Regions from separate parts of the Mus musculus genome. Here regions 1 and 2 are each linked to region 3. Evidence: chromatin loops called from intact Hi-C (ENCODE). Cell type or tissue: left cerebral cortex. All regions are shown on one strand. Links, peaks and the distances in the headings refer to the core of each region. The heading gives the core; the rest is flanking DNA. Region 1 has its middle 80 kb from the start of 2810048H02Rik. Region 2 overlaps Rassf4 (Ras association (RalGDS/AF-6) domain family member 4). Region 3 has its middle 110 kb from the start of Gm36873.

What was found. Peaks named below come from ENCODE experiments on the same cell type or tissue, not always from the same donor. Only the 100,000 strongest peaks of a DNase experiment are listed, where the experiment ranks them.
Region 1: it touches region 3 in a loop (3-fold over the local background); 2 of 42 quality-filtered maps call a loop at or near these places.
Region 2: a loop joins it to region 3, with 4 times the contacts of the local background. A loop is called at or near these places in 2 of 42 quality-filtered maps.

The regions. Positions count from the first base shown.
Region 1 is chr6:117,067,464-117,078,165 of GRCm38, reverse strand. No RefSeq gene overlaps it. Among named protein-coding and RNA genes, the nearest start is that of 2810048H02Rik, 80 kb to the left of the region's middle. In left cerebral cortex, for the core only: no CTCF peak of the experiment used is centred there; DNase peaks (open chromatin) are centred at 6,115, 6,366 and 6,684.
Region 2 is chr6:116,636,609-116,647,310 of GRCm38, reverse strand. Rassf4 (Ras association (RalGDS/AF-6) domain family member 4) reads left to right here. Exons shown (of 11, transcript NM_178045.4): 5 at 1,334-1,425; 6 at 2,055-2,215; 7 at 5,525-5,626; 8 at 5,832-5,883; 9 at 6,957-7,078; 10 at 7,773-7,870; 11 at 9,013-10,702. The coding sequence ends at 9,073. It overlaps Mir7043 (microRNA 7043), which reads left to right and starts at 1,264; the gene lies at 1,264-1,333. In left cerebral cortex, for the core only: no CTCF peak of the experiment used is centred there; DNase peaks (open chromatin) are centred at 3,764, 4,210 and 4,734; H3K27ac peaks cover 1,457 bases.
Region 3 is chr6:116,897,156-116,907,857 of GRCm38, reverse strand. No RefSeq gene overlaps it. Among named protein-coding and RNA genes, the nearest start is that of Gm36873, 110 kb to the right of the region's middle. In left cerebral cortex, for the core only: no CTCF peak of the experiment used is centred there; DNase peaks (open chromatin) are centred at 5,472 and 5,850; H3K27ac peaks cover 1,654 bases.

The sequences.
Region 1 (10,702 bases), core at 5,443-7,942, 170 kb before region 3:
ATCTGAGGACAATACCTGACAATCAGAGGAAGACTCCTGTTAGAGCCCTTTGCCCTAAATAATAGTCGCACAGAGGGAAGGGCACTCATCCCTATAGGACTCAGGAACTTCAAATTATTACCAACAACAATTTGAGAGAAAAACAGGTGGTTAGGATTTTAAAAATAAGAAATAGGAAGGAAATACAGACAGACAGAAGGAAGGAAGGAAGGAAGGAAGGAAGGAAGGAAGGAAAGAAAGAAAGAAAGAAAGAAAGAAAGAAAGAAAGAAAGAAAGAGAGGAAGAAAGAAAGAAAGTTAAAGACTCAGCCATAAAACTAAGTCCAGGTGTACAAGTCCAAAGGAAGAAATAGACGCAGTATGAAGAACAGCATATCTATTCACAAATCACTCTTCTCAAAGCAATCGCACATGGAAATGACTTGAAAGAACTACCAGATGAAGAATTCAAAAGAACAATGTAAGAAATTCAAAGACATAAATATACTCCAAAAAGTACAAAACAGAGCTGAATGAAATGAGGGAGTCAAACAGATATATAAAAGTAGAAGCAGAATTGCTAAAGGAAGCCCAAACAAAAGATGTTGGAAAGGAAAATACCAATAAGTCAAAGCAAAAAGCAAAAGGTCCCTCAGTGGAAAACCTCTCCTGCAGAATGAGGGAGGGAAACTCACAAGGGAGTGGAAGTGGCTCAGCACTTGGTGCAAAAAAAAGAAAGAAGGAGAGAAAGTAAAGGGGGCTGGAGAGATGGATCAGTGGGTGAAAGCACCTACTGCTCTTCCAGAGGTCCTGGTTTCAAGTCCCAGCGATCACATGATGGCTCACAACTATCTGTAATGGGTTTCAATGCCCTCTTCTGGTGTGACAGAAGACAACTACAGTGTACTCATATACATAAAATAAATCTTTAAAAAGTAGAAAGTGGGAAGGCTTGGTGAGGACAACAGGAAAAGACCTAAGCTTCATATTTTGGGAAGATATTAAAGGATATTAAAGAGATATTAAAAGGAGAGAGAGAGAGAGAGAGAGAGAGAGAGAGAGAGAGAGATCACTTATAAATGCAGGTCTATCAGAATAACACCTGAATAATACCTGATTATTTGACAGAAACATTGAAAGCCAGAAGGGCCAGGGAAAAATGTATTTCAAGTTCTGAAAGACAGGTGTCAACCCAGAATATAATACCTGAAAAACTATTAAGTTTGAAGGTGAAGTAAAAAGTAACAAGACAAAACACACTAAAGGAATTTATGAGAACTAAGCCAGCTCTGCAGAGGGTATTGGAAGGAATATTTTAGTCTGAAAGCAAAGATAAACACACCCAAGAGGTCATGATGAATAAACAAAATGTTCAGGGAAGTTAATCAAAAGAGATCTAGGAATATGCCATAAAAACAAGAAAGACAAAAACGAATACACATTGTTCAATAATAACTCTTAATACTAATGGCCTCAATCCCTTGTCAAAGAGATGCACACAAGCAGATTTGATTAGAAAACAGAATTTTTGTTGCTTTTAAGAAACACACATCATCATCAAAAGTAGACACTCCATTAGAGTAAGAGAATAAAAACAGTTATTTTAAGCAAATGAGGCTGAGAAATAACCAGGAGTAACTGCACTAATATTTGACAAATGATGACAAGGGCTGTGGAACTTGAAAAATCCAAACAGGATTGGTGGGAGTGAACGTTAGTGAAGCCAGCGCAGAAACCAGTGTGGCAATTCCAGCAGGAAACAACCAGCCTAGGAATAGATGTACTATATATATGACAATGATAGACCAGTCTGGGACATGCATCAAAACAACTCTATTTCTTACTATTGCCAGGTCCACTGCTGTTTTATTCACAATGGCTAAGCACAGAGACAGCCTAGATGTCTGTGCAACTGACTAAAAGGATAGTGGAAATGAGGTATTTATATACAATGGGATTTTATGGAGCTATAAAGAAAACCAAATATGAAATGTTTAAGTAAATAGGTGGAGCTGGAGAATACACTGAGTAAGATAACACACAGCCAGAAAAACAGATGTCACATGATCTCACTCATTTGTGGACCTTAGTGTCAAGTTGTGTGTTTAATTTGGAGAAATCATGAAATACAGAAAACTAGGAAAAATAATGCAGGGTATTGCCACCACTCTTGATGCATACAAGAATGTGATGGTAAGACCCTACTGCTGAAGACACAACTCGTGTTAGTCCCAGGGCATGAAGAAATGTGTCAGTATTGGTCAGGAAGTTTTCCCTCCTGTTGGCTGGCTTTCACAGTACTAGAACATAATATGCAGGCTGCTGGGGGGAAAGCCATCTACTTTCTGATCCAGCTTTGAACTCTATGCTAACAAAAACGGAAAGAGAGAAAGTGAAAGAAAAGAAAAGAAAAAAATATGACGACTCTGACCAGATAGGAACATGGCGCAATGTTATGGTATGAATGTCATAGGATAACCAGTGATTTCTGATTGGATTTAAGGCTTCTTTTACAGGAGGAAACACACGTCTAGTACTGAAAATCTGGGCAGGAACCCAGGGTTGGGAAGATCATTGGCTCCAGGAGTTATTCTACTATTCCACCTGTGTTGAATGGACATAATACCATGCTGCCCTCTGTCTGTATTTTTATACCTGTGGATTAGAGCAACTCTGAGACCACATCAGTGAGGTTGATTTGTGCAGTGGATGAAAGTTAACCTTAAAACTCAGAACTGGTCAAGGTGCAGGGAGTGACTGACTGTGGTATGCTCAACCGCAAGTGGGACATCTGTATCATAAGTTTGGGGACACTAGTCTCCATGCTCAGGGACAATCACAAGGGAGGGGTAAGAAGACTGTATGAGCCTGAGGTTGGGGAGGAAGGGAGCAGAAAGTGTTTTCTGGACATCGCAGGACCAAAGCACCCCGAAACCCACAGTTGGTGTGGTTACATGCAAGAAAGGCACAGGATCAAGCCAGTCAAAGTTCCACCATGGAGAGGGGAAGGGCCTCATGAGCCCTCACCCCTAACTGAGAGTCAGCTGATGGCATCTAAGGGAGGGAGAGTCAATCTCCTACACACTGTGGTAGCTCAGCCACACTCAGGATTATACAGATAGCACACATTGGAGTCCTTGGGTTAGTAAAGTAAAAACATGAAAAAGGACACAATGTTAGAGAGTCAGAATATCAGAGATCACACGGAAAGAGTTTAGGGTGAGTATCAAAAACATTCTAAGTAGTTCTCAAAGAATTACTAAAATTATTTTAAAAATATCATTACATATGGCAGTCATACTGCATGCACCATCTTATGATGCGCCCTTCCCCTTTGGTCTAACGTCTCAGCTGAAACCCACACCGTGGTTACTAGGAGGTTCCTTATTGCTGAGGGTGTTCCAGGCACAGGTCGACGCGGCATGCCTTTATCTGTCACTCACACAAGGGCCGTCTCCACTTCTTTGTCTATTATGAACAAAGGTGCTATGAAAATGCGTATTAAAACATTCCATGCGGGGCTAGTGAGATGGCTCAGTGGGTAAGAGCACCCGACTGCTCTTCCGAAGGTCAGGAGTTCAAATCCCAGCAACCACATGGTGGCTCATAACCATCCATAACGAGATCTGACTCCCTCTTCTGGAGTGTCTGAGGACAGCTACAGGGTACTTACATATAATAAATAAATCTCTAAAAAAAAAAAAACATTCCATGCATATAATTTCTCTGGATAAATATCTAAGAGGGGATGTATGTGTCTAATGTAAATAACTGCTGAATATTTTCAGAGTAGCTTTTCTGTTGACTATTTCCTCACGAAATTTAACATTGCTCAATTTCTCTGTGTTTTCAATACTCCTTTGACAGTTTTGTTTTTAAATTTTATGTGTGACTGCCTTGCCTGGGTACGTGTATGTGCATGGCATGGATGCATGGATGTGCTCAGCATGGATGCCTGGTGCCCGTGAATGTCAAAAGAGGGGATTGGCTCCCCTGGAACTAGAGCTACTAATGGTTTTGAACCATTGTGTGGGTGATGGGAACTGAACCTGGGTCCTTTTCAAGAGCAAGAAGTGCTCCTAACCATTGGGCTATCCCATTGGCCTTTTCATTTTTGACAGTCTTAGAGTTTACATTTTACATTTAAGTCTATTCTTTAATAAGCTGTGAGGATATTGTCAGTTGCCCCTTATTTCCCCAGTGCCGTTTGCAGGATTGTCTTTCCTCTGTTGAGTTGCTTTTACATCTCTGTCAAGGTTTGGGCATAGCTCAGATGCACTTAGGGGCTGCCTCTTTGGCTCCATTAGTCTATGTGTTTATTTCTGTGCCAATACCGCAGACTCTTAACCACTCATAACTACGTGTATCCTCAAAGCAGGAAGAGTTTCATTTTATTCTTCTTTTTCAAAATTACTTAAGCTGTATGTTTTTTTATTTTTCCAATTATCAGGTGTTTTATATTCTTGTGATAGTTTTCACAATGATAGTATTAGAAGTTGGCAAAAACCTTAGGAGGATTTGGAATTTTTACTCCCAAGGGATCTTCCAACTCAGGAAATGGGTGAGCCTCTTCATGGAGTTAGGTCTTGTGTTTCTTTCATTGGTAACTTTTACCGTTTAGCCATAAACTTTGTGCATATTCTGTTGATTAATTGTTTTGTAAGCATTTGTAGAAGGTGGCATATTTTTAATTTTGATTTCTATGTGTTTGATGTGGAAGTATAGTCTTTGTATGTTTATCTTATATACTGTAACCATGACAAAGTCCATTGTTGTCATTCTAGAAGTATTTTTGGCAATGGTAAGGGATGGGTTTCTGGAGACAATTCACACCATATGAGATTTTTATTTCACTGGCTGGAAGAATGGAGAGGTAGGAACTGCCCTGTCCTGTCTACTCACAGGGACAGCAGGCTGTCTTCACTGTCAGGCATAATGTGAGCTGGCTTCTATATCAGATCGATCAGGCTGAACACGTTCTTCTGTTCTTTGAGAATTTTTTTTTACATCTAATGTGTTAGTATTTTCTAAATTCTCACACAAAAAAATTCTCTACTTTATCCTCTTGTAATATATTTGTATTGACATTTGTATTGTTTATGCAATATATTTGTATGGTTGTATTATCTGTAGTATGTGTTGATCGATCATATGTATGTGTTTATTTGCCTTGCTTTTGAATGAGTAGTTGTCTCATGCACATGTGTTCTTGTCAGTCTTGCTTTGCTCACTTCAAACAATATCCACGACAAGCATAATAACAAGGTGGAGATTTTCCCACCATTTCCTGGTGCTTCTGATGGGTCTATTTGTGACTGGACCTGGGCTTATTGTATCACTTATTTACTGACAGCATGTGGTCACTCTAGTTTTTCTCAATTACAAGCAGCAATAGCCCATTGTGAGTAGACTTGTAACTACACTGACATTTAAGAAAAATTTTATTATCTTTGGGATGGAAGAGCAAAACCCAAGAGATTTTCTATCTCCCCAGAGCTCTCTTTTGATCCTGAGACGAGCTTAGATTTTAGCCTTAATGTATGCACTACCTGCATTGGCAGTGTGTTTTTGGAGTAGTCTGTTCAAGTTAAATTAACCTCACAGAACAGTTTTTAACAGTTCTACTATAATAGAAGCCCACAGTGCATCATCCAGTAAGTTCTAGGCATTGTTTTAATTACTTGTTTCACAACAAGCCAATGAGGTAATGATCGAGACTCAAGTTACAGACAGTGGCTGAGAAGGATGTAGACACAGTCTGTGTGCGAGCTTTGACTTGCCCGCTGGAGAAACTCAACATTTTCCTTTTATTATTCTCCTTCTGTCTGAACTGGAAATAAAACTGTCTGCTTCTCAAGATGCTTCAAAGAACAAACGATGTAACAGCTCTGATGGCGTTTTTAAAGCACAACTAGCAAATAATATATTCACCATTTCAATCATTTTACTTTTCTTCAGGGAAGATCATGAACACCGATGTCACTTCTCATCATGGTATCCAGCACGATCCGTCGAGTCACTCTCTCAGAAGGTGGGTGGTTAAGACCATTTATTTCCCAGTGACTCCATGAATCACTTTTTTCCCCCTTAGAGTTCTTGACGTCATCCTTTCTCCTCAGGAGGCTGCCTCTGACTGTTCACAGTCCCTGTGCTAGGATAACTGTTTCTCAAGTCTCCCTAGAAGTCTTTCATGATGATCTGCTAAACACATTCCTGACATCCTTTCTGCACAGCACCCACACTTCCAAGAAGCAAAGTCATGGGGATGGCGTTCAGAGTCCGCAAAAACTACATGTAGAGAGGACAACGCTGATAGCCCATTGGTGGGAATTGGGAGTGCAATTCCCTGTCTTCACTTTTTCTGTATCAGTGATGCACTAAGTGTCTGTTGATTTCCACCCTGAGTGAGTCAGATGGCAGCCGGAGAGGCTATTGTTAGAGGAGATAAGTAAAGCTGCCTGAAGCACAACTTTAATTAATTCAGCATTAATTCTACATTAAATATTGAGAATAATGAGTGTTCCCCAGATGTCATTGTCAAGTGTAGGAGAAACAACAAACGTGTCAACTTAAGCAAGTTACTGGGCAAAAAAGTAGGGGAAAGGTTTGTCTCAATCGGAACAATCTGTTACTACTCTCTGTTGCCCAGAGAGACAAATGTTCAAGTGACGCCCACGCAACATCAGTTTGGCGCTCAGCATCCCATCCTCGCTGTGACAGCCCTGCAGATGGTCTGTGAGTAAACATGGCTCATCACATCCTTGTTTTAGGAGGTCAGCTCTCCTCCTCACTCACTCCATTTTTGCCAAGTGACTTTTATTTTGTGGTTGTTGCTTTTGAATGGGAGTCAAAATAAGTAAATCAATACTGCTCTTCTTTTGTAGCTGCCAGCTCTGACTTTCTCCAAGCATGCATGGGCTTCACCCAGTGGACAGGCATAGAGCAGGCTGCATGGGTCCAAGCACCCATAGGTTTAGCTCATGGAGATCAGATGCCATTAGGCTGCGAGCTGTTTAAGCTCCAGGCTCCCACCGTGTCCTCATCATGTTTGCTTGTACAGCAGGCACACACGGTCTTGTGTGCTTCCAGGAAATTTCTTTCCTAAATGAAATTCTATTCAGTTTTCAACATGTATACTCTTGTGTTATTATTAAATATCCTCTGACAAGTCAATTTCCTGAATATTCTTACTGTCTGTCATATGTACAAAGAAGAGAAGCCTATAATGGGGTAGCCTATCGTTTTAGTCTCACTTTACTTTTTCTCTTTTTACAGTTCTATTATCTTGGGAGCTTGAGTGATTGAATTTCCTGCCTTTGCAAAGGATCTGAGTTTGGTTCCCACTACCCACATGGTGGTCCCCAACCACCTAGAACTCCAGTTTCTGGAGATCCAGTGCCCTCTCTGGCATCTGAGGAATTGTATGAACATACTGTACACCCATAGATGCTAGCAGAACAGCCACACACATAAAAGAAAATAAATAACTAAAAAATCATATCTAATCCAGTGTGAGCACTAGGTAAATACAGTATTGATGAGACATGGCAAGACAAATGTCCAGAACTGATAGATAGCACTCAAAGGAAAAAAAATGCCAGTTTTGAACCTGGCAACATTCTTCAGAATTTTCCAGAGACTAAAAATTTTAGGCTATTATGGTATTGTTCTTAGACACAGGAAGGGCGTGTCACATGAAATTCATGCCATATTTAATGAAAGGATAGAAAAGAACTTAGACGGGTAGAGGGTGAGCCTGGCTTTAGATGGTGCCTTTACAAGTGGCACACGGAATCCACTAAGGCTTTTTTTAGAACATGGTGGTCCCTGCTACAGGAAGGCAGGTGTCTAGTGGGAGGGCAGTAAGTGCTGGGATGAAGCCTGGGGACAAGTGACAGGAAGCACAGGTGCCACAGAAGCACACTTCAGATCCCTCCCACTGTACACATTTTGAGGGTATTTTCATCAAAAAGTTCTCAAACATTTGTCAAGTTGTAGCACAGACTCATGGGAATGGGGGACTGTGAAGCTGTGGTGGCCCAGAAGTCCCTGAATGTATGGCATCAATGTCACTATGCACGGTAGCATCATGAAGCCCAGGATGCTTTCACTGCTTCTCCATAATTCTCAGAAACCACTGTGAGGCGGGCAGGTATTGGCTATTCCATTCAGTGGTAGAGACCTAGAGAAGTTGACCAACTTTCTCCAGGGCGCAGACACACTAGCTGGTTAAGCTTAGGTTAAAAGCTATACTGAAAACGGGGAGAAGAGTTTGCTATCTAGAACTGTCAGCCCTCTACAGGGAGAAAATCAGGAGGAAAGGACATATAAAAAACACAGTGCCTGAGGTAGGATGGAAAACCTTCCAGTGTGGTCAAAGGACAGGTCCTTCCCTGTCTGGAGAATTTGCTTAAAGTATCTGGAACACCAAATGTTTCCCTGGAGTTTTGAGGAAGGAGGATGTTCAGTCATGAAGGGTACAAATGGCTGGAAGGGAGATGGAAATGAAAACCTATCTCTAGCCTGAAGAACTCCTGTCATGACAGGAAGGGGACAGTGTGGTATCATCTCAGGGGCCCAGTAGACTTAATGCCTACTGTCATAGTTAGGGTTTTATTTCTGTGAGCAGACACCATGACCAAGGTAATTCTTATAAGAATAACATTTAATTAGGGCTGGTTTACAGGTTCCAAGGTTCAGTCCATTATCATCAAGGTAGGAACATGGCAGCATCCAGGCAGGCACAGTGCACATGGAGCTAAGAATTCTACATCTTCATCTGAAGGCTGCTAGCAGAATATTGGCTTTCAGGCAGCTAGGATGAGGGTCTTAAAGCTCACACCTACAGTGACACACCTACTCCAACAGGGCCACACCTCCTAATAGTGCCACTCCCTGGGCCAAGCATATACAAACCATCACAACTGTCACAATGAGATTGTTACCTGTCAGTCATAGGACTTTTCAGGCATGAAATAAGCACAGTTTATGACAGACACACGGGAGGCTGAGCAGCAGGTTCTCAGTACACCCAAGACCCCAAGGGGATGAGAGGCTCTGTACCCCACTAAGTGGTTCCTGCAGATGCAATTGCTTCTGATGGAGGCACCATGGTGGAGAAAGCTAGGGTCCCCTTTCTTGGGGAGGGAATTGAACTGAGAACACATGGCCTGGTGAAGTTACAGCTTAGCAGATGAGATCTCACGATGGGCTCCCTAGGGGTGGCATAGCCCTCACAGAGACATGCTCTAGGAAGGTGTGGGAGACACAACTGCACTGCTGCTCTAGAAGGAAGGGGGTTTACAGAAGTGTGGTAGGTAAGAGAGGTTGTTGGGGCAGCACCAGCTGACATGGGCTTGACATACAATATACACAGACCCAGACAGATTGACACACACTCCTGAGCTGAGCAGGCTGTGTGCCTGGGCAACGGAGAAGTTCACAAGATCAGCGCCTTCCAGGAACTTGGGATACACTCCCCAGAGAGAAGGAAGATGGTCAAGAAAACGTACGAGACTATGGAAGTGAGAGCTGGGGAGCTGTAGTCTCGGCAAATATCCACAGCCATCATAGAGAAATGTAATGCATTTCCTTCAGCATGTCTCAGTGCTCAATGTGGGACCCAGAATGATCGTCAGATATGTGACTGTGGGGACCACTGTGGAGGGAGAAGTAAACGCCTGCTGTGTATGTGCATGTGAGAGGCAGAACCCCAACAGCTAGGGAGGAGTACAGATGCCTCTCCACTTTGATGGAGTTGTGTAAAAAGAAAAAAATATCACTCTACGTTGAGATTATAAGTTCAGAACTCGTACCTAATACCATAGGCTAGCAACAAAGTCCAACACTTAGCCATCATCGTTGGCTCTCCATCTATCCATCCTGATGGGTCAACAGGCGATTCACCATGAAAAGGAAGATCCCATTTGACACTATCTTCTGACCTCTCGGTAATTTATGGTCCTTCTATAGGCCTTTCTTTCTGCACGTTCATCCCTCAGGAATGTTAGCCTCTCTCTGTACAGCTGCTAGTCTAAGGGAGGAAACATGAGCCATCTCTCTTAACTGAAGGCAGCAGCACCAGAGTACATTGTGTTTGTGTGTTAAGCACAAGGCCAATTGGCAGGTCTGAAAGTATACAGGCACCCACTGGGAGCCCTGTCAGACCTGGGCTTCTGCTCGGGAAGGGTGGCATCTCCACTGCCTGCTGCTGGGATAGTTGCTGGGGACAGGCTGTGCTTCTCTGCACTTTGAGCTCCTTGACACTGCATCTTTCCCTTTCCTTCCTAGTCAGTGTGAATTTGAGAAAACGTCAGCCCCTAAAAAATCAGACTCAGACGGCCATGATGTGCCATTTTAGAAAGCAGCATGTTACAGGAAAAGGTCGTTTTAAGCATAGTTCCCAGCTGAGCCCACAATTCTTTCCAGATGCCTACATGGTTTGGCAGAGCCTGGAGGAGTTCATTAGATTTTGATTGTGGTGAAAACTCGGTGCACCCCCACTCCAGGGCACTGATAGCCCAGGGGCGTTTTGTATGTACTGGTGTGGAGCAAGCTGGGCTATGGCTCTGACTTGGGTCTAGCCTTCTTTCCCCAACCCCCTCTCAGCTCCTCTGGAGAAAGATGGAGCTGGATGGTGGTCTTTACACTATGCTTGGCACTTGGTTACCAGGTCATTTGCATCCCATTGTGGTATATCCAGGGGCTTCGGGTTAAATTTTTCT
Region 2 (10,702 bases), core at 3,223-5,722, 260 kb after region 3:
TTGCCCCTCCTCCAGGAGAATAATTTCATGCTCCCAACACCTGCTTTATGGTGCTGGGGACAGAACCCACGCCTAAGTGCTATACTAATGAGCTATGTCCTCAGCCTACTGGGATCTCCTTGAAAGGAAATTTTAGGGATTCATCCAAATTTATTTTCGCTACTGCTTCACATTAGTGACAGATTCTGTTTGCATCAATTTACCAGAATTTAAAATCCGATTTATTTTACCATCAGGACAAAGGCAGTTAGTCTGAGTTTTGCTTCTTTGCGCAATGATTCTTCAGAGGCACACATTCAGAATTTTGTCCTTGCCAAATATGCAGATAAGATGGGCATGGTGATGTAAGTTTGCCTGAGATTACAACCCTCAGTAAACTGAAGGGCAGAGGAATTCTGAGTTTGAACCCAGGTCAGGCTCACATACAGAAACACTGTTTTAAAAACATATATGTGAAGGAGCTGGAGAGTTGGATCAGAAGTTGCAGCTGCTCTGACCTTAGTTCAGTTTCCAGCATGCATACAGTGGTTCAGAGCTGCCTATAACTCTATTTCCAGGGATTCCAGTGCCCTTTTCTGTCCTCCATGGGCTCCTGCAAAATGTGGTGCATATAAACTTACCTACCTGAGTACACATGCACACTCAATAGATGATAGATAGATAGATAGATAGATAGATAGATAGATAGATAGATAGATAGATAATACATGTGGGTGACACAGTAGCTCTTACCCCAGGTGTCCCTGGTCACTGGTACACAACTTTGAGCAACATGACTTAGAACATAAAGACTCCTTGGAAAGGTTGCAAGTATGACTCATGCTTCCCACGCCAACCCCTGTCAAGGTAGAGGCAGTCCTACTAGCCATCCCTCGCCCAGCCCATGTTCACAGTCTCTCTACTGAATGCTATCTCCTCTCATCACTCCCGTTCCTTCTCTATCCTGATACTGTCTTCTCTGGCTTGTGGTTGGGGTCAGTCCTGCCAAGAAGGCTGGAGAATTGATCCCCAAAGTTAATCTGACTCCTTGGACCCACAACACCCTCAAGCCCTTTCGGCACACAGCTGTGCAGGCACTAAGCTGGCTGAGCCTGCATCCCAGGTGTACTTGGGCACTGACTTTGCACATGGTCTGTGATTCATCTCAGAACAGTTACCCGTTCTAAGGGATAGCTTCCACTCCTTCCAACAGATGCTGTGGGGAGCTTTCTACTATACTGATAAAATTCACCACACTCAGCCCTTGGGCTCCTCACTTGTGTCCTGCCTGTGAAAGCAGAGAGGCATTTTTCTCTGTCGCAGCTACTTGAGTACTGTGCCTCTCTGTTTTCAGAAAGGAAGCTTCACCCCAGGACAGCAAGGTCCCCACTGAAGAGCCTGGCACTCAACCTGCAAACAAGGCAGAGGTTTCCGGAGATAGCTCAGGTAAGCAAAACCCAGAAGACCCCAGCCTGTTTTGGATGATGCACACAGTCTCCAAAGAACAGCCATAGGGAATCACAGAAACAGCTGCATCTGTCTCATGAGAGAGCCTCACTAAGGACCTGCACAGGAGGAAACAGGTTCCACACATTCTTCTTTATTCCTCTACGGAAAAGAAAGCAGAGGCTTATAGAAGTGTTGCCTTAGGTCCTTGGCCTGAGTCTTCTGAAGTGGGCTGTGATATAAAAAGGAAGTGGGCTCAGCAGAGGCCACTGTTCCCTTTTGTTCCAAGCCTCTAAGACCTCATCCTCACATTCAACTCCAAGATCAGGTGTCATTCACCTGTGTTCTTTGTACCCTTCCCTTAGCACCTGGTGAAGGACCTGTCCCTGAGTGAGTGAGTGCTCAGAGGACAGGGATGGAAGGACCACATACCTCAGTGGGGACCATGAGAGGCACTGTGGCACCAACACAGCTGCTCCCCAGCATCCAAACCAGGCCCAGCATTACTATAGAGTGCCACGACTACAGGGCTCCAGGGAGCCACAACGTCCACCAGGCAGTGCCACTGCTTGAGCCATGACCACCTTCCCTCCCCCCTGCCCCCAGCTTCTCATCTTTTATTTCTGCAGGAGCCCTGGAGGGGGAAGAGGAGGAGGTCCCACAGCTTATGCGGACAAAGAGCGATGCCAGCTGCATAATCCAGAGGAGGTCCAAATCCCGGGCACCAAGCGAAGCCCAGAAGATACGACGGCACCGGTTCTCCATCAATGGACATTTTTATAACCACAAGGTGAAGTCCCCATCTGCCCTTTCCTGGGCCCTGAAGCTGAGAGTACAGGAATTATTCCCCAGCACAGAAGAGCGGGCCCCTAACATTCAGCATTCGTCCCATTCCTCCATTAGATAACTGTTGCCCTAGGCAGAAAGCTCAGGAGAGTGACTGGCTCTTCCTCAATGCCACAGCGGTGTGACATCCCATTCGAGCTTCCACACAGACAACACTACCCCCACCCCACTTCCATTCTCTAAGTTGTATGGATTGGGTGCAAGAAAGCGCTAAACAGATGATAATGCCAAGAGTATCTTTAGTTGGCCCACTCTTGTGAGGCTCCCTTTCAGGGTCATGGGAACATCATGTACACAGCGGTCGCTCTCACTGGGTAATTAAGCTGGCTTGCTAGGTGTGCCCAGAGCCATGGGTATCTTTTCCCAGAGAACCCGGGGATCTCAGAGTTCCCAGCCCTTCTCCTTTTGTACAAGTATTGCATTGTACTGGCCTTAGGGAAAGATCACCTTCCCCTCATTACATCACTCCATTAACAAGTGAGCTATAAAGGGATACGTTGATTGTTACTATAAATGGAGTGAGTGGCAGTCTGGGTGTGGCCCTGCCTATGGAGCTGGAGTGTACTGGGACAGGCCACATCCTGCCATGCTGGGGAATGGAGAGGGAACCTTCCAGCTGAAGCAGTTGCCGTTCTAAAAGGGTGATTCACAGGAAGGAAACATGGACTCCAGAGACTCTTTAACCAAAACAAAAAAGCCATTTTCACCTCCTCTATACACAATGTTCTTAGAAGTTGGGGTACAGATTCCTTAAGACACAAACAACAATGAAAATTACTAATTGACAGCACTGACGTTTTTTGGTGGGAGTACTTGTCCTAGATTTTATTCCTGACAACTGTGCTTCACGTTCATTTCCCTAAACTGTTATGACTAACAGCATGGGTTTTATCCCCAGACCCATCCAATTGTAGGTATCCCCACTGCTTTGTCCTGGCTACTCGGATCCAGATGTGATCCACTGTGATAAGAAAGCAATCCAACGACCTTCTCTCTACTTGGCTGGTATATGTCCAAGGCAGGCTTTGTGCAGAACAAACACAGCCTTGTTGACAAGAATGTTCCTCTCCTTGAAGTAGTTGAATGACCTTCCATGCATCTTTGGCACAACAATAGTGGTTCTCAACCTATGGGTCACAACCCCTTGGGGGGAGGTCACATGGCCCTTTCATAGGAGGTCACCATAGGATGGTTCTGAGACCATGAGAAAGCACATATATTTACATTACAATTCATAACAGTAGCAAAATTTGTGCTATGAAGTAGCAACGAAATGATCTTATGGTTGGGGGTCATAACAACATGAGGAACTGTATTAAAGGGTCTCAGCGTTAGGAAGGTTGAGGACCTCTGTTCCAAAGGCTCATTTCCTGTACAGCCTGTAGCCTGTTGTGCTTGTGGGTGTCAGCTAGGGTTGGTAGGCTCACTGCAGCACAGTCAGGTTTGATGGGATGCACCAGCTTTAAGCAGATAGGAAGCACATGAAGTTCTAAACACCGCAGACTCCTCCGCTACAGCACAGTCCTTTCCAAATGGCTAACCCTAACCAGGTATTTAACATCCCAACCGAGGTTTCCTTTCTCAGAAAATAGGAACAGCTGTAGGTAACCCAGAGGGCCACTGTAAGGATCAAGAGGACTTGTAAGACGCTTCACACATTCCGTGCCTGGTTATAGTGCTTGTAGCAGGCTTCCCAAGCCTCAGACAGTGTCCTGGTTAATTTTCCTACAAGAAAGCTCTCTGACAGCCTAGCTGTGTCCCGATGAGCTCATCCTAATTGAAAACATAAGGTGGAAATACATGCAGCACCCAAGTCACAGTGCTCCGCGGCTCAGCGACACAGCCCCCTGGAGAGTTCCGGTTGCTTCTCCAGAGGATTATGTGGCTAACCGGGAGCTGTTCACACCATTGCTGCCCGGCACGGAGAGTAGCATTGGATTCCATACGATGGTGGCGGGTGGGAGGATCCAGATTTAAAGTTTAAGAGATGGTTTGATGAATGTGTATATTTTTTGCACTGTCGTAAAGTAAAAAATGATGAGTCACACCATCATAAGTTAGGAGCTATCTGTGCTGTGTTAGAAGAAAAATCAAGATAATTACAAAAAAAAATAACATGCCTCTCATGTAAAAAAAAATTATAAATAAACCAGGCATGGTGAATTATAAATAAACCAGGCATGGTGACAAAGTATGGCGATCCTGTTTTGAGACAGCTTAAGCTGTGCAAGTGGTTCAAGGCCACGTAGTGAGACCTTATCTAAAAATCAAAGAAGAGAGCTGGGGGTGTTCTTCATGGTGGTGGAGTACTTGTAGGTACTTAGTATGTACAAGACCCAGGGTTCAATTTCCAGGACCACAAAAGAGTAAACATTATCTGCTTGGCATGGTGATACTAAACTGCAATCCTGGCTTTTGGGAGGCCAGGCAAGAAGGTCTTGAGTTTCAAACCATCCTGGTCTGTGTGGTTAGAATTTGACTCAAAAAAGTATACAGGAATGTTTAAATAAGCAATTTTTAAAATTAGCTGGAGCACCAGATGTTTGTTGGAGGACTTGGCATCCTGTGTGCTGAAGAGTGAGAGGAGATGCCCATGGCCTCATACAGGCCACAGGAAGCCTTACATATTTTCTAAAAGGGGGTTCTGACATAAGCAGACATGCCTGGCAGTCTTCTCCAAGGGTTGTTTCTGAGCCATCAGGTCTCTTTGGGAGTGAGAGATGTAGGAAGACCCAGGTACGACTATATGAACCTGGGCTAGATCACATTTTGTTATCTGGAGTATTTTAAAAGGTAGCACCAAGGGGAGTGGTATGAAGGATATGCTAGAAGGTGAGAGGAAGGGGCTTGTTGGCAAATGCCACAGTGAGACTGGAGGCCTCTGCTTGGACAGCACTTGGGGAAGAGAGTAGATCTGGAAGCTTTGAGCCTAAGTCCACAGATGTTTGTTGATGCTGATGCTGTCGGTAGGTAGAGTGATGGAGAGCCCTGTGTCCTACCCCAGTGAATTCCTTCCAGGGTCCTGGTTTCCAAGATCCAGAGAGCTGCTGTTGATGGGTATGTACAGTGTTAAGCACCTTCTTCAGAGTGCTCTGAGGACACATAGCTCCTTGAGTGTCCCCAGGTCTAGGAACAAACATCATGGTCATGGGACAGGTGCTCTAAGAAGTAGTCTCCCGCTGTTTTGGTCTGCTCAGAACTTTAGCTATGTTTCCTCTGGACCTGCCCTAAGCTATCTATCTGCTCTACACAGACCTCAGTGTTCACTCCTGCCTATGGGTCTGTGACCAACGTCCGGGTTAACAGCACTATGACCACCCAGCAGGTGCTCACCCTGCTACTAAACAAGTTCCGGGTAAGTGTGACCCCAGGGAACAACAGCTTTGCCAAGAGGCTGCTTTGCTGAGTGGTGGAAGGACTGGGGGTTGCTGGGATTGGCTTTTGGGGGAAAGCCGATGTGCCGGTGTCCCTGGGATTCTAGGCAAGGAAGGGTGTGGGGTTGGTCTGTACCCTTTTGCTAAAAAATGCTGTGGTTGGATTTCTTGTGGCTGCCTGTGCAGGTAGAAGATGGTCCCAGTGAGTTTGCACTCTACACCGTCCATGAGTCTGGGGGTAAGTGCTAGCTTCCGGTGTTCACACAGCAAGTGTGCTACCTGTTCTTCTTCCCCACACCTTCCCCTCCACCGTCAAACTTGGTTCCGTTCTGAGAACCCCTCTAAAGCAGTGTTAGGAAGAACCCTCTCCAGGCCCTTCTCATTAGTGAACCATTACGTAGCTCAGTTAAGAGAGTAGGACTTGTATGCCAGGGCTGCGACCTGATCTGCTCTTGTAAACCCTCTGGGTCCCTCTGCAGCCCATGGGCAGCTTCTTGTTGCTAAGCATTTCCTGTGTCCCCAAGTCTGTGGTCCCCCTCTGTCTGCTCTGTCCCGATTTTCTCTGTGCCGAGCCTTTATTAAATGATATATAGGAAGGACAATTATTTTCCCTCTACTCCCACTCACTGGATGGGCCTACAAAGTACATGAACCAAATGCAGGTCTACAAGAGGAAAACAAGCTGGCTTGCTAATGGGTCATCCCAGATAACCATGGAAGGTCCCAGAGATGAATCACCCAAAGGAATGCCCAGACTCCTTTTGTCATAGCAAGGAAGTCAACTTTTAGAGAGGTGAGAAGATGGAGGTGAATGGAGGGTGGAGGGGACTTTGAGGCAAGATGGTGACCAAGTATCAGTAGCTAATGGAAGGTGAGGATGGTTTTTAGTGGCATTCATTGTGTGGATTCCTCTGTTGCTGCCCCTGGGCTAACAAGGGTCTAGAGTTGGGGCTGGTGATTAGCTTCTGTCCTGACAGTATCTGACTTCTGACAGTAAATGAGAGGTCTCAACAGATTGATGTCTTGCTGCTGGGAAAGTGAGAAAAGCAGCTGTTTCTAGCCTCAATCCTGAGTCCAGAGTGCTGACCTAGGTTGGCCAGTTCTGCTGCCCTTCCATGGAATCATGTATCTTGCAAGATGCAGACCCACAGAAGTCTGAGAAAGATTCTCTGACTACCTCCCTTTTATCATGCCCCTGTCCTGATTACATACATACATACATACATACATACATACATACATGCATACGTACATACAGGGGTAGGTGGGCAATCCTCACATCCCCATGAATTTTGTAAAATTCTATTTCAGAGCAGACAAAATTAAAAGATTGCGAGTACCCACTGATATCCAGAATCCTGCATGGGCCCTGTGAGAAAATTGTCAAGATCTTCTTGATGGAAGCTGACTTGAGCGAGGAGGTGCCCCATGATGTGAGTGGGGGTGGAGCTGAAAGCCTGCTCCACAGGGAGGGACTGTGAGGCAAGACTTGAAGGAAGGGGATCTTGGCCCCAGTCTTCCCAGGCAGTGTATCCTAGGTTCTGTTAGCTTAGGGGACAGAAGAACTGGGGTACTCAGAGAGCTCAGCCCTGCTGGTTTCCTCATAAGTAAAACCGTTTCTGATGCTTTTGTTATCATGCTAAAGACTCACAGAGAGGCCCTTAACTAGGGCCAACTCAAGGGCAACAGGTATTAAATCTCAATGATAAAACTATACACAGATGTGCAGCCCCTAAACAAAGGGGCCTCCTTGGAATATGGGTCTCCAAGCTTGTGGCTGACTCCCTCAGCTTCCCAGGGCTGGGTCAGCTTCTTTTCATTGTTGAGCACAATGGTATTCCCACTCCCCACCCATGCCAAGAGCACTCGGGTGTGACAATGACACAGACTTGAATGCTTTTCCCAATATTTATCTCAGTGGCATTTCCTCCAGTGGATGAAGGTTGCCTTTGAGATAAGAGTAGTCCCTCCTCTCCCAGCACACAGAACTGAGCAATGGCAGCAGTAGGGCTGGGAAGAGAGGCGGCTCCTGTGTCCTGTGGGTACAGGACTTTGGCTTTGGCCACTAGGGAAAGCACATCTCAAGCCCTCATCTAATGCACATGTTAATGGTCTTGGATTTTCTAGGTTGCCCAGTACATTAAGTTCGAAATGCCGGTGCTGGACAGTTTTGTTGAAAAATTAAAAGAAGAGGAAGAAAGAGAAATAATCAAACTGACCATGAAGTAAGCATTACCCGCTGGCCGGACACGGTTTTGGCCACTAGAGAACATCTGCAGGGCGTACCTCTGTCCAAGCAGGCAGGCTTCTCCCTTCTGGAGACACCAAGTACAGTGGGAAGGCCTGCTGACCTCGGTCCCCAGTAGTACTCTCCTACCCCACTGATTAGTACCGATAGCAAGCTGGGGTGTTAGCCTCCTGAATTAAAGCATACACCTATCCAGGCCGGGCCTCTTCTCTGAGGAATTTGGAGCATAAGACAAAGGGCAGGAGCCTGGTGAGCCCTGGGTTGGCTTTCTGGTTCTGCTAATGACCAAGCTCCGATAAAGCAAGCACAGAGTCTGCTGGATAGAACCTCAGCCTAGTCCAAGGCTGTCCTACAGGCAGGAAGTTTGAGCCCAGTGGGAAGCAGTGATTGTTAACACTCAAGCTCTGGCTGCTGTTTGGGGGAGCAAAGGTCACCAGCATCAGGACAGGCTATGTGACATTAATGATGCTTTGGGTCCCAGTGATCTGTTTGTGATTCAGAGATGTGTGGCATGGGGCAGGATGTGTGAGGAACATTTAGGAGGGCTGGGCGGGGAAGTCAAGATGCTCTCTCCAATATGAGAGACCAGGAGCCGGGGCTGGTTTGGATTTTGGCTTCACACTAATGATCCCTAGAAAGCCATATCCACCCACAGGCTTCCTTCTGTGCAACTAGACCTCAGATGCAGTGGGGACTCTAGAGCATCGTACCCATCAGTGATGTCACTATAGGATTTTAAAGACAGTAGAGGCCTGGGAATCACCTGGCCAGTGGATTCAGTTTGGGAAGAACAGTTCAAAACCCAGGCTAAGGACGTAGCTCAGGTTAATTGCACAGCCCTGGCTCAGGCATTGTCTTCTTACAAACTGATCTATAGCCCTGAGCTGCATCCCAGCACATCCCTGTCCCTACTAGAGAGTCTGGAATAGAATTGCCAGCACTTTTCTTTGAAGTTCTGCACAGTCCGCTGCCCTGGAGCCTCCTTGCTGAAGGACAGAAGTGACTGCTAGTCGACCAGCTAGGAGCAGTGGTCTCCCTGCTCCCATCACCCCCACTCTCTGCTCTCACCTCCCTGGCCCTCTAGCCTTAGGAAAACCCCTTAGCTTTGTCTCTCTCCAGGTTCCAAGCCTTGCGTCTAACAATGCTGCAGCGTCTGGAACAGCTGGTGGAGGCCAAGTAACTAGCCAGAGCTTGCCTTTTGTGATGCCTGCAGTAGCAAGTGTGCATGGAGTCCCAGGGACCCAGCTCTAACTGATCGCTGACCAATGGTTGCTGCCCAGTACCCATGCTCATTCCACCTCTCCACGGACGACATAGCATCCTGCATCTCTAGTCTTGGTACCACGGTGAGCATGCACAGGCACACCCAGGAACTTGCTGGCTAGGATCTATGCGCAAAGCTGGCCTACGTGGTAATAAAGAGCCTTGGAACTGTGGTACCAGCCACATTGTATGGTTGATTAGTATGGCCAGCCTTGTTCCTGTGTATTTCCAGCTTGAGAGAGCTGTATAGCACCTATCCCTGGAGAATGGGTTTCATCTGCTTGCCCAGTGCCTGTCCCTGAGCCTCTGCATGGCCACAAGTCCCTGCCCTTATCACCCATGCGAACAGAAACTCTGTCTTCCCTTGCTTCTCATTGCCTCTCAGGAACCATTCTGGAGCAGGAGCTGCCAACAGTCGTGAGATATGGCCTGCTTCTAACTATTGCTTCACCATGATATCCTGGCTTCCGAGCCTCCTTTCCCAGCCAACATTCCTGGCCTAGAGGTTAGATCGGGACTAGGACTACCAAGATCTCCTCAGCTCTTGGCACAAATCACCCTTAACTTGTGAGTGTGATTCAAAGAAATCCTTGAAAGGAGTTGTCTTCAAGAAATATGTCCATTGAATTATGTTTCGGAAGTTGATTCATGTAGCTGACAGTGGATCCAGAAGGGTCAGTCCCCTTCACTCCATCTTGTGGATGTCTATATATGTCTCCTGCTTTCCTTGAGACAGAGCTTGTTTCTCTCTAGTGGATAGGGACAGCTCTCAATACTTCCTACCAAAGCTCTGCAAAACATGGAAAAACGTCTATTTGAGGACAAAAGGCTTCTAATCCCTTAGATACAGATACAGAACCACTTGTTTGCTGGCTGATTGAAACCTCTGGAATGAATGAGAAAACTATGCAGTGGTTTATATCAGTTTTGGGAATGATTGTCTAACAGCAAACTAAAGGCCAGCTTCTTCTCCTGAGGTCTGTGGACAGTGGATTTAAAGAGAAGTATGATGAAGGCCTTCGAAGACAGAGTTCCATCTTCAAGGCAGTGCATGTAGAAGCCACTCATGGAGCCCTGAAGAGCAGAGTGTGAGAACAGCTGTGCAGGGGGAAGCCACAAGGCAGGGTAGATGTCGCCTCTAGATTTTCCAGACCCAGCTCTGTTTCACAGAGATGCTCAGCTGCCAAGAGAGGTCTCTTGCCTCCTCCCCTCTTTGGCACTGTACTTTCTTCGGTGCTTAACAAACGCCTGTTGTGTTGAGCAGAAACTGCAGGACCAACCTTTCTTGTGCTTCTTCTTGTTGTGCTTATTGCCTTGATCTGTTTTTCTAATCCCCGAAGCTGTTGTACCACGCTATTAAGAGCTGCAGCTGACAGAGGAACCACCCACCTGTTGGAACCTGTCCACATTGACAGGACTTCTTCACCTCGTGCACGGTCTGAGAATTGGTGTGACGCCTGAGGCAAGGCTGCCCTGCTTTAGAACACAAGAAAGGACTCACTGGTGGTGGCCTGTGGATGGCCTGAGCAATAAAGTCATCCTAAAT
Region 3 (10,702 bases), core at 4,905-7,404:
GGTGGGGAAGCACCCTCATAGAGGCAGGGGTAGGGAGGAGGGGATAGAGGGCTTATGGAGGGGAAACTGGGGAGACGGATAACATTTGAAATGTAAATAAACAAAATAATCAATTAAAAATTAAGATGCAAAAGGATAAAAGAATGAAGCTATGCCATTTACAGAAAAAAAATCATACAATTGGAGATAAACATTGAACAAATTAAGTCACTCTCAGATAAATACTTCATGTTTCTTCCATTTGAAATTCTTTTATATAGATACATAAAATCATATTTGTACAGAAGACTCAGAAGGAGAAATGAAGTGACCTAAGGGGACAAAGGGTAGGTACTAACAGGAAGAGGAAGGGGGAAGAAGGCAGAGGGGATCAAGGAATGGTGGGGAATGTCTTAAAATGTATGTGAGGATGAAAATGGAAATTTATAGTCTATTGTAACCAAAATTAAAAAGTATGTTAAATGTAGCACTCACACTGTTTTTTGAGTTTTACTTTACATATTTGCAAGTTACATAGGTGGTTTATGGAAGAAAGAAGATTTCCTTTCACATGTTTGAAATTAGAAGAAAAGAGTTAAGGTCATGTCTTCAAACCTAGTAGCTCCTATCTTCTTAGTGAGTTCTGACTACACAGCCCTGGTCACGGCGGCTATAAGACTATACTTGTTATGCTCTTCGTGGTTCAGATAGAAGGAAACTCTAATTGTGTTGACATGCGATTTGACTTAGCCACAGGCACTGGGCTTAGGGAGCTATCCCTAACTGAATCTGGAGAGTGTCATGTGAGTTCTGAGTAATTTATAATCCACAAATCCAGTGTTCAGACCCCAGGAGAAGAGGAGCATCAGGCCTCAGAACAATCTGTGGGATACATCCTGGAGGATTTAGCACCATTTCTAACACTTTATTTAAAGATCATATGGCATGTGCTATGTACACACACATATGGGAAGATCATTCACGAGAAGAGAGGTATATTTCATGGTTACTATCTATATATTTTAGATAGCATCCATCTACAGTTTCAGGGCTTTAAGTGGATGCAGTTGGTCTCTCCCACATGCTCTCCAAGAACTGTTGATGCTGCACCCACAATGGTAGGGCAAGTTTTTCATAGCCACTAGAAAATTTCACTCTCCTCCAAATATGGGGATGACGGGCTATTTGTCATATAACTTGGCCTTGCAATTGGAGTTGAAAGCTGCTGCTGTCAAAAGAAATGTTAGGATGACTCAGCCAAGAAAGTGGATTATTAGTTTTGGCAGCAGAAAATGGGTGATTATTTCATACAAGAGAGGGGTTCTAATAGCTGTTTATATACTCTGCCCGGCGATGGACACAGTTAGGTCGTTTGATGACTTGAACAGTAGTTCATTCCTGTGACTACGCTGACTCCTGGTGATGGCTTAGTGCTGCCAGTATTTTGTTGACATGATTGGAGTTAAGTTCTCACTTCATGCGCGTCATTTCTAGTTCCCCTGAAGACCAACAGGATCCCCAAGCCCTGCTGCCAGTTGGGCAGAAGCCTGCAGAAAGTTTCTCCCGTACCCTTTTAATGAGCTTGAAAGTCTAAAAGTCCCCAGGGGTCCCACATATATAATTTACTTTATTGCAAGAGCTGGTCTGTTAGTGATTCTGTTATAGCACTGAATACCCACTTTTCTGGATGTGCTGAGTAGGTGTGTATGTTCTGGACATCCTTATCCAGTTTGATAGGATGGCTTAGTGAATGGCATGCCATGTCTGAATTAACATGCTCTAGGTCTCTTCTTTTTCCTTAATAGAATATCTGACACAAAAACATCTTGCGTGAAGGATTCATTTTATCTCACAGTTTAAGGGAATACAGTCTGTTTTTGCATGGGAAGCATGGAAGCGAGTATGGTGGTGATGAATTGCATCATGAAATACTCAGACAGGAAGGAGAGCAGAGCTATAATTCCAAGACCCCCTATCTCTGTGAACACTTCCTCCAGCTCCTAAAGGCTCCACTTCTCAAAGCAGCAATTACAAGTGTCCAAACCCATGAGCCTGTGAAGACAGTTCTTATTTAAATCATAACACTCAGCCCCAATGGGCTCATGGTTCTCATAATGCAAAGTGTATTTAGTCCAATTTCAAAAGTCTATCCTGTCTCATAGTTCCAAAGCTGGTCTAAAGTCAGAAGCACTTTTTAATGAGGAGCCCTTGTAAAATAAAATATATACATTTCCAATATACAATGACACAGGGTAAACATCTCCACTCTAAAAGGAAGAAATGGGTGTGCAGCATGCCAGATCAAATTAAAGGAAGACTAAAATCCAGAAAGATGAATGCTGAGTCCTGTGTCTCCATGTCTGGAATTTGGGGCCCTTGTAGCATTATCTATGCTTGAATGCTCTTGCAACTTTGCTCACTATAGTGTACATGGACTGTCTTTTAAGACTGAATTCAGTAGTGCCTAATTGAAGCTTCTCTTAGTAGATTTCCTAGGGTCCTGACATTTCCAAGATTCTGGATGATTTAATGAAACTTGAGTTTTACTTTTACAACCTCACATGCAGTCCCATCTAACGCCTCTGACTCAGCTATACACTGCATGGCCTTAGAAGCTCTTTGGAACCTTGGCAAAAATCCCCCAATGACCCCATAACTCTTGCATTCTGCATGCTTGAAAAGTCAGAACTACATAGACAGCATCACTAAGTTCTGGTAACAGCTTGAGGTATAACTTGGTCACCGGGGCCATGATAGCTGTTTTTTTCTGCAGGTATATATTTTTAATTCTCAATGTCTTTCCAATTTATTTTCAATTTCACACTGTGGAGCCATCAATGGATAGGGTCTTGCACTGAGGCAATGTGCAACTCATATGCTTTCTCCTAAATAGGGCTAATATCTTTAACAATTAAAGTTACTTTGTGCAAGATTGCTTTACCTGTCCTGTTCTCAATTTTAACCAGTTTCACACTCTTATCTTCACCAAATATACACATTTCTTCACATCTTTTTTCTCCTTTTTTATCTCTTATTTTTTTGTTTTATGTAAATCTGGCTAAAGTCAGTGAGCAGTATCCGTGTCACAATCTGGAATGCTATGCTGTCTTAAAGTGTCTGATCCCAAACATCTTAGTCACTTACTTTTGGATTCATCCTGATACAATTTTTCAGAACTTGGACAGAATATAGGCAGCTTCTTCACCAGAATATAATATAAATGGTCACTCCCCTAATAGAGTCCTTGTTCACTTCTGGAACTATAAGCCTGGAGTCACTGTACACATTTCTGTTGAGATCATGGTCTTTCCTACTCGAGCCAGAATGGCCCATTAATCTCTGCCTATAGCATTCTAAGCCTTCACCCACTAGCTGATCTAAGCTCTTCTCCATTCCTTTTGAAACCAGTTCCAAAACCTTAAGTCCACATGGTCAGGTTTCATATAAACTTAGCAATGACTCCATTCTCAGTACCAGTTTTCTGTATTAGTTATTTTAGGAGCCCCATTTAATAAGAATTCCATAGCATCCAGTACCATAAGTAGGAGACCAATTATTCTAATACGTGAACCTGTGAGTAGCATTTCACATTCAAACATAGCTCAGTTTAGTCACAATATGCAAAACATGAAAACACACAAAAGCAAAATAAATCAGTGGACCTGAGAAACTATGTAGCAAATTTAAAAAGTCATTTTTCAAAAATATAGGCCATCTGGATTTTGCTAACAGTATTTATTATCTGTGTAATGCTGAGTGATTCCCCATGGGAAAAGCTAGGTTTCCACAACTATACGGTAAGGAGTTCGAAGAATTTGGTTCTAAGTGATCATCATGATTTGACACCGAGTGCTAAAAATAAAATATATCTCAAGCAAGATTTGTTTTCAATGGGATTAAGAAAAAAAATAATTTCTAGTGACAAAAGATTTGATAAAATATTTCATGGTAGTATACATTTGTGTACCAAAGAGTATATTTAGGAACAGAAAGCCCCTCCTTAGCATGTACACTCTGAGTCTTAGAGTTCATATTGGTGTAATGGGAAGAATTTCTATCTCATCTTGATGTGAAGAACTAACAGAGGTCTAAATGAGGACATGCTGTGAAAAAGATTATACTGTACCTGTATGACGGCTTGCTATTTGGGAATCTAAAACAGCCTATTTCAGTTCATGGTGATTTTAAGTAACAGTGAGCATGCATACATAGGCATACATACTTCTAAGGATAACAGACTATCTTCCAATGATAGCATTATAATAAGTATCATCCTATAATAATAGTGCTTTTATTAACTGCATTTATTACCCATCACACGCCAAGCACTTAAATGCTTTCTCTTACATAATCCTCAAAATCCAAGTGTCATCAGCCACATTTGTAAGTTCTACAAAGGCGTGCTTGGATGAGGTCCCACAGATAAAACAGGCTCCCAACTCTAAGGAATGACGTTAGGACATGGGCACAACCAACCATCATCTCAGTACTGAAAAGAATTATGCAAGAGAAAAAGATACCTCCAGACACTCGGACAGGACTTCTGAACAGTTTCCAATACTGCTTTTTAAAAAATTTCAATTACCATTTAATGTATGAATGTTTTGCCTGGCTATATGCCTGTGTATCACACATGTACCTGGTGCCCTTGGGGACCAGAAGAAGTCAGAGTAACAAAGATTACTCATATAATCCTCAAAGTTATACATTCAAAATTATAAATTCACATTTGTAAAACTTACAAATGTGGCTGATGACTCTTGGATTTTGAGGATGACATGAGTTATCATTTTGGAACTGTAACAAACGGAACTGGAGTATCAAATGCTTGTGAGGTACCATGTGGGTACCAGGAATCTAACCTGGGTTCTCAGGAAAAGCATCTAATGCTCTTAAGGACTAGGCCATCTCTTCAGCCCCAAACATCCAGTGCTGTTTTACTATCTAATTCTATTCCCTTGACGCCTGATATTTGTAAGAATGCTCTGATGGACCTGTGCAATGACTAAGATCCCTTTGGGCAGTGACCTCCATGGCATGTGTGCAGGCTGTGTGGCTATGAGTTATTTCTTACTCTCATTTGTTCTCTACAAGGCCCTGTGACAGGGGCAGATAAAACTTTTTATCCTAATTTCAGAGATGGAAAGACTACAACTCATTACTTCTCCTCTGATGGATACAGTCACCTCCTGCCAACTCTTGTTCTGCGGGAACTGGTTTTGTCTCAAGGGTTTTGAATAATAGCAATCCACTACCAGTGACCCTCCACCCGACCACGCCTCTGCTCCCCACTGCTCTCCCTGGAGCTGTTCTCAGCAACTCTTCCAAGGGAGACAGTGAAGTTCAGGGATGAGACAGATTGACTTGGCCATTGCCATTATTCACTTCAGACCAGCTTAGTCACAGCCATGATTGATGTCTCAACCACCCTGCAGCTCTGTACTTTTGCTCAACTGTGGCTGTGAGTCTTGCTGGAGGATGGTTTCCTGGCTGTGCTCTCAGGATGAAAGTGGCTGCAGCACAGATCGTCTCCTGTACATCAGGGCTTCTTCCTGTTCATGCTGCTAGTCATGTTCTTATTCATGCTTCCTAATCATGCTGGCTAGTCACTTGTGTCTCAGTATCACCCTGGTAAAGACCCAGGAGCTGGAAGCTTGGTTTTGTTGCCTGTGTAAGTAATAATCTCTTTTTACCTTAAAAGGGTTAATCTGTCAGGCCTGGGTTTGCTTTTGTCTTATGTGTGACTCGTGTGTGTGTGTGTGTGTGTGTGTGTGTGTGTGTGTGTGTGTGTGTTTTATATATAGACAGTCCCACACTTCATCTGTCTTCATGCCCAGCTTGTTACTGCAATGTTGTTTTTAGCCTCTCCTGTTCTTGGTACATCTTTTCATAGGGCTAGGAATATGCAACCTTCCCAGGCCTTCTTCAGCTCCAGGCTGGTGCACAACAAGCATGATGTCTCAACTCCCTGACAGGCTATTTCCAGTCTTCTGTGCATCAGCCTTTCCAAGACATGATGGTTTGTTTCTCCTACATTACTCTTACTCCTGACAGCCAGGGTCTATGAACTTTACAGACACAAACTCATGCGTGTTCCCCACAACCCCGATGGTTTCCTGTAAATTAAGGGGCACATGTCTGTTACTTGTGCATTCACAAGTTACCACTACTGCTTGGAAACTGCTTGTTTTAGCTTTCATGTCTGAGTGACAATATGGAGCAATTATCTTTCTGTGTCTCATTCCTTTCTCTTAACAAAGTGCCTTGTAAAACTTACCTAAATGGGTGAAAATGACAAAATTTCATCTGCTTACTATTGAATGGCACTTCATTGCTTATAAGCAATTTATTCTTTTATCTATTAGTCCAGTAACGAACATTTAGCGTTACTCCCATGTTTCTGTTATTGGGACGACTGCTATAATGAACATTAGCTATAGATGAGTCTCTGACATAATAACTTTGTTTTATTTAATTTGAATATGTACTAAGCAGCATTGTTGCCCAGGCGTGGGGCAAAGTTCGCACAGGTACATTCTGTTTTGTATTCATACCCATTTTCCATACTTTGTCTGGAGTTGAACTTAAAAGCATAAAAATCAAGCATCAGTGTAAATATTTGCAGGACTAAAAATATCATGTTTCATGTTAACATTGTCTTCTTGAGTTATATATAACTTTATTAAGTCCCATGATACAATCTCTACTTGGCAAGTGTTCATTACACTTAGGCCAAACGTGCTCTTCTCTTACTCTGTTTCAGTTGCTCAAGATTCAAAAACTTAACTTTCAAATCTCCACATTCAGAGTTTTTTCTTGTTTACTTTGGTGACCCAAATTATCTTTATTGCTTTTATCTTGTCAGGAGAGTAATGAGTCCTCACTATATCTTCAGATTCATCCAAAGCATCAACTGCAGCGTCTATGGCATGAAGCACTCTGCCTTTCCTGATTTTCTGCCATGGTCCCTAGACCCCTTCCTACTGCTGTCTTGGTGAGCTGCAAGTCTGTCATCCCAAGACTTATTTACAGCCTGTTTGTCTTATGCATCTGTTTGAAAGCTCTTATTTTTCTCTTTCTTTTATATTTTAATAATGATTTCATATTTGGTGCAGTGCACCCTTGGGCACCATTGCCTGCCAAGTGTGTATATGGCTCTGGTGGCATGTGACCTTTGCTTTGTATATGGCTCTCACTGTATGTGACCTGTGCTCAGCCTTAGACATGGTAGCCAAAGCTTTCTACATTTTTGTCATTTGAATTTTTATGCACATGCGTGTATGTAAGTATGCATGTTTATGTGTGTCATAGATTGATGCATGTGTTTACGTGGTGGGTCAGAGGACAGACTCAAATGTCATCCTCAGGAAATTTTTTTAATTGGGTATTTATCTCGTTTACATTTCCAATGCTATCCCAAAAGTTCCCCATACCCCCCCCCCACTCACCCACTCCCACTTCTTGGCCCTGGCATTCCCTTGTACTGGGGCATATAAAGTTTGCACGACCAATGGGCCTCTCTTTCCACTGATGGCCGACTAGGCCATCTTTTGATACATATGCAGCTAGAGACACAAGCTCTGGGGGTACTGGTTAGTTCATATTGTTGTTCCACCTATAGGATTGCAGATCCCTTCAGCATCTTGGGTACTTTCTCTAGCTCTTCCATTGGGGGCCCTGTGATCCATCCAATAGCTGACTGTGAGCATCCATTTCTGTGTTTGCTAGGCCCGGCATAGTTTCACAAGAGACAGCTATATCTGGGTCCTTTCAGGAAAATCTTTCTAATGTATGCAATGGTGTCAGCGTTTGGAGGCTGATTATGGGATGGATCCCTGGATATGGCAGTTTCTAGATGGTCCATCCTTTTGTCTCAGCTCCAAACTTTGTCTCTGTAACTCCTTCCATGGGTGTTTTGTTCCCATTTCTAAGAAGGGGCAAAGTGTCCACACTTTGGTCTTCGTTCTTCTTGAGTTTCATGTGTTTTGCAAAGTGTATCTTATATCTTGGGTATTCTAAGTTTCTGGGCTAATATCCACTTATCAGTGAATACATATCATTTGAGTTCTTTTGTGATTGGGTTACCTCACTCAGGATGATGTCCTCCAGGTCCATCCATTTGCCTAGGAATTTCATAAATTAGTTCTTTTTAATAGCTGAGTAGTACTCCATTGTGTAAATGTACCATATTTTCTGTACCCATTCCTCTGTTGAGGGGCATCTGGGTTCTTTCCAGCTTCTGGCTATTATAAACAAACCTAAAAGAAGACAGCCACAAGAACAGAATGCCAACTTTAACATCCTCAGGAAATTGTCCACTGCCTTTGAAATAAAGTTTCTCATTGGCCTGGAGCTCACCAATTAAACTAGACTGATTGACAGGCATCCTCCTGTGTTCTTTTCCCTGGTGCTGAGATTGTAGTCTGTTGTGCTCAGCTTTCTCCTGGATGTGAAGAGCCAACTCAGGTCCTTACATTTGCAAGGCAGGTTCATTACTAATTAAGCCATTTCCCAGAATGTACCTTTTCCAGTCTTTTGCTTTTCATCTTGAAGCCTAATTTTTCTAATTTTCCTCTTTCTTTTTTGCATTTAATTTCTTTTTGATAATTATGGGTTCCCAGATATTTGTGATAAATCATACAAAGATATCCCATGGATCCTTCAACTGACCTGGTTCCTTCCAACAATAAATGTTGCATAATTAGAGTACAATATCATAAGAGGGAAATTGACACCAATGGTATTTATCAATGTTATATTTGAACTTCTCTAACATAATACCTGCTTGTGTGCATATTAAGTCTATTCCATTTTATTATATGTACTGATTTACATAACAATAGCACAGACTACACAAAGAGTAGCATCGTCAAAAAAACCCTTGGTGTTCTTTCAAGGTCAGTACGGTCTCCCAGTACCAACCAACTGCATACGTGGTTCTCATCATTAAAACACTCTACAAAAGGTACCATTTGGTATGTGATCTTGGAATGGCTTCTTTGACTTAAGCCCAATTCAAGTTTATTGTGTCCAACAGTGACCCACTCTCCTCTCTTGAGCCTATAGTATGGAATACATTATAGTTTGTTAATCATTAAGCAGTGTAAGAAAATTAGGGTTATTTTAAGATTGAAGCTATTATTAACTATGCTTCTGAAATATTCGTGGGCAGGTTTCTATGTTTCTAGTTATTTGAATATATGCATAAAAGTAATCACTAGGTCATAAATCAAGCACATTCCTATTTTTATTAAATTCTCAATTCTCTTCCCCAAGTGGCTGTGTCACTCTGTGCCCCCCACCCCAGCGTGTGAATGATCTGGTTCCCTGCACCATCACCAGCTTTTAGTGTTATGGTTTTGTTGTTGTTTTGTTTTGTTTTTTTAATTTTACCATGTTTCACCTGTATAAGGAGACCCTTATGCAGCTTTTACTGTGCATTAACCTGCTGTGCACGTCCCCAGTGCTCACTAATGTCAACAATGCTCTCATCTTCTCGCTTGGCATCCATATAGCTTTTTTTCCCCCCATTCTCTACTTTGACTTTTTAGACTTGTGAATTCTGGATTTCTTTGGGCATTCTAGATACAAATCTGTCAGACTGTGGTTGAGAAATATTAGGAGGGTGAATGATTTCCATCCTCCTCGTGAGATGTAATAGTTAATATTGATGAGCTAGACGGGACCCAGAATCACCCAGAAGACATTAACAAAATGTAAGTTATAAATGGAGAGAAGAGGACAACATCCAGAGCAGCCATGGGCAGCACACTCCATGGGCTGACATCCTGCACTGAATCAAAAGGAGACTGCGGGTTGAGCACCAGCCTTCACTTTTCTCTGCTTCCTGACTGTGGATCCAATATGACCAACTGCCTCAAGTGCCTAGCGTTGTGATTTCCCAGATGGGACGGACGGTCCTTTCAAACTGTGAAGTGAAGTAAGCTTTCCTTCCTTAAGATGCTTTTCTCAGGTCATAGTAATGAGAAGCACCTGGAATTCTTCAGCTAACTTACACACGGAGGAGCATGGGCTGTTCACGATTTGAAACTGTTGCGGATGAAGGCACATAAGACATAGATTAGATTTTTGTATGTTCCCCATTGGCTCACAATATATGGCTTGATTTGGGAGTAGTGGAGCCTTCAGAAAATGGATAATAGTGGAAGGCTGTTACATCACTAAAGGCATGGCTTTAAAGAAGATAATAAGACCTTGGCCCATATTTTTTCTTTTGTTTTATTTATTTGACCACAGTGACTGCCTTCTTCTGCTATGCACTCCAGCCATGGTATAGTTTCTTCCTGCAGATACAAAATCGGTAAGCCACTGATAGTGTATTGAGCCATCCAAAACTGTCCTTCCTTCTTACAAGCTGACTTCTTCTAAGCTTCCTTCTAATAATCCAACTAACACGAAGCACCTTGTATGCAACTCTACTGTACACTCTGAAATCATTGAGATATACAGATCGTGGCTTAGGTCCCAGTTAATTGCTTTGTATGTTTCCCAAGTGTTACGTGCACCAATTCTCCACAGCCTTTTTCTGTTGTATATTTTTTACCACATTTCTCAAAAGACAATCAGGCATACTTGTGTGGATCTATTTGTTGATTCTTTTTTTTTTACATACTTGTTTTTATTTCATGCGTATGAATGTCTGCCTAAATGTATGAAAGTGTACTACATGCATGCCTGGTACCCAGGGAGGCCAGACGGTGTC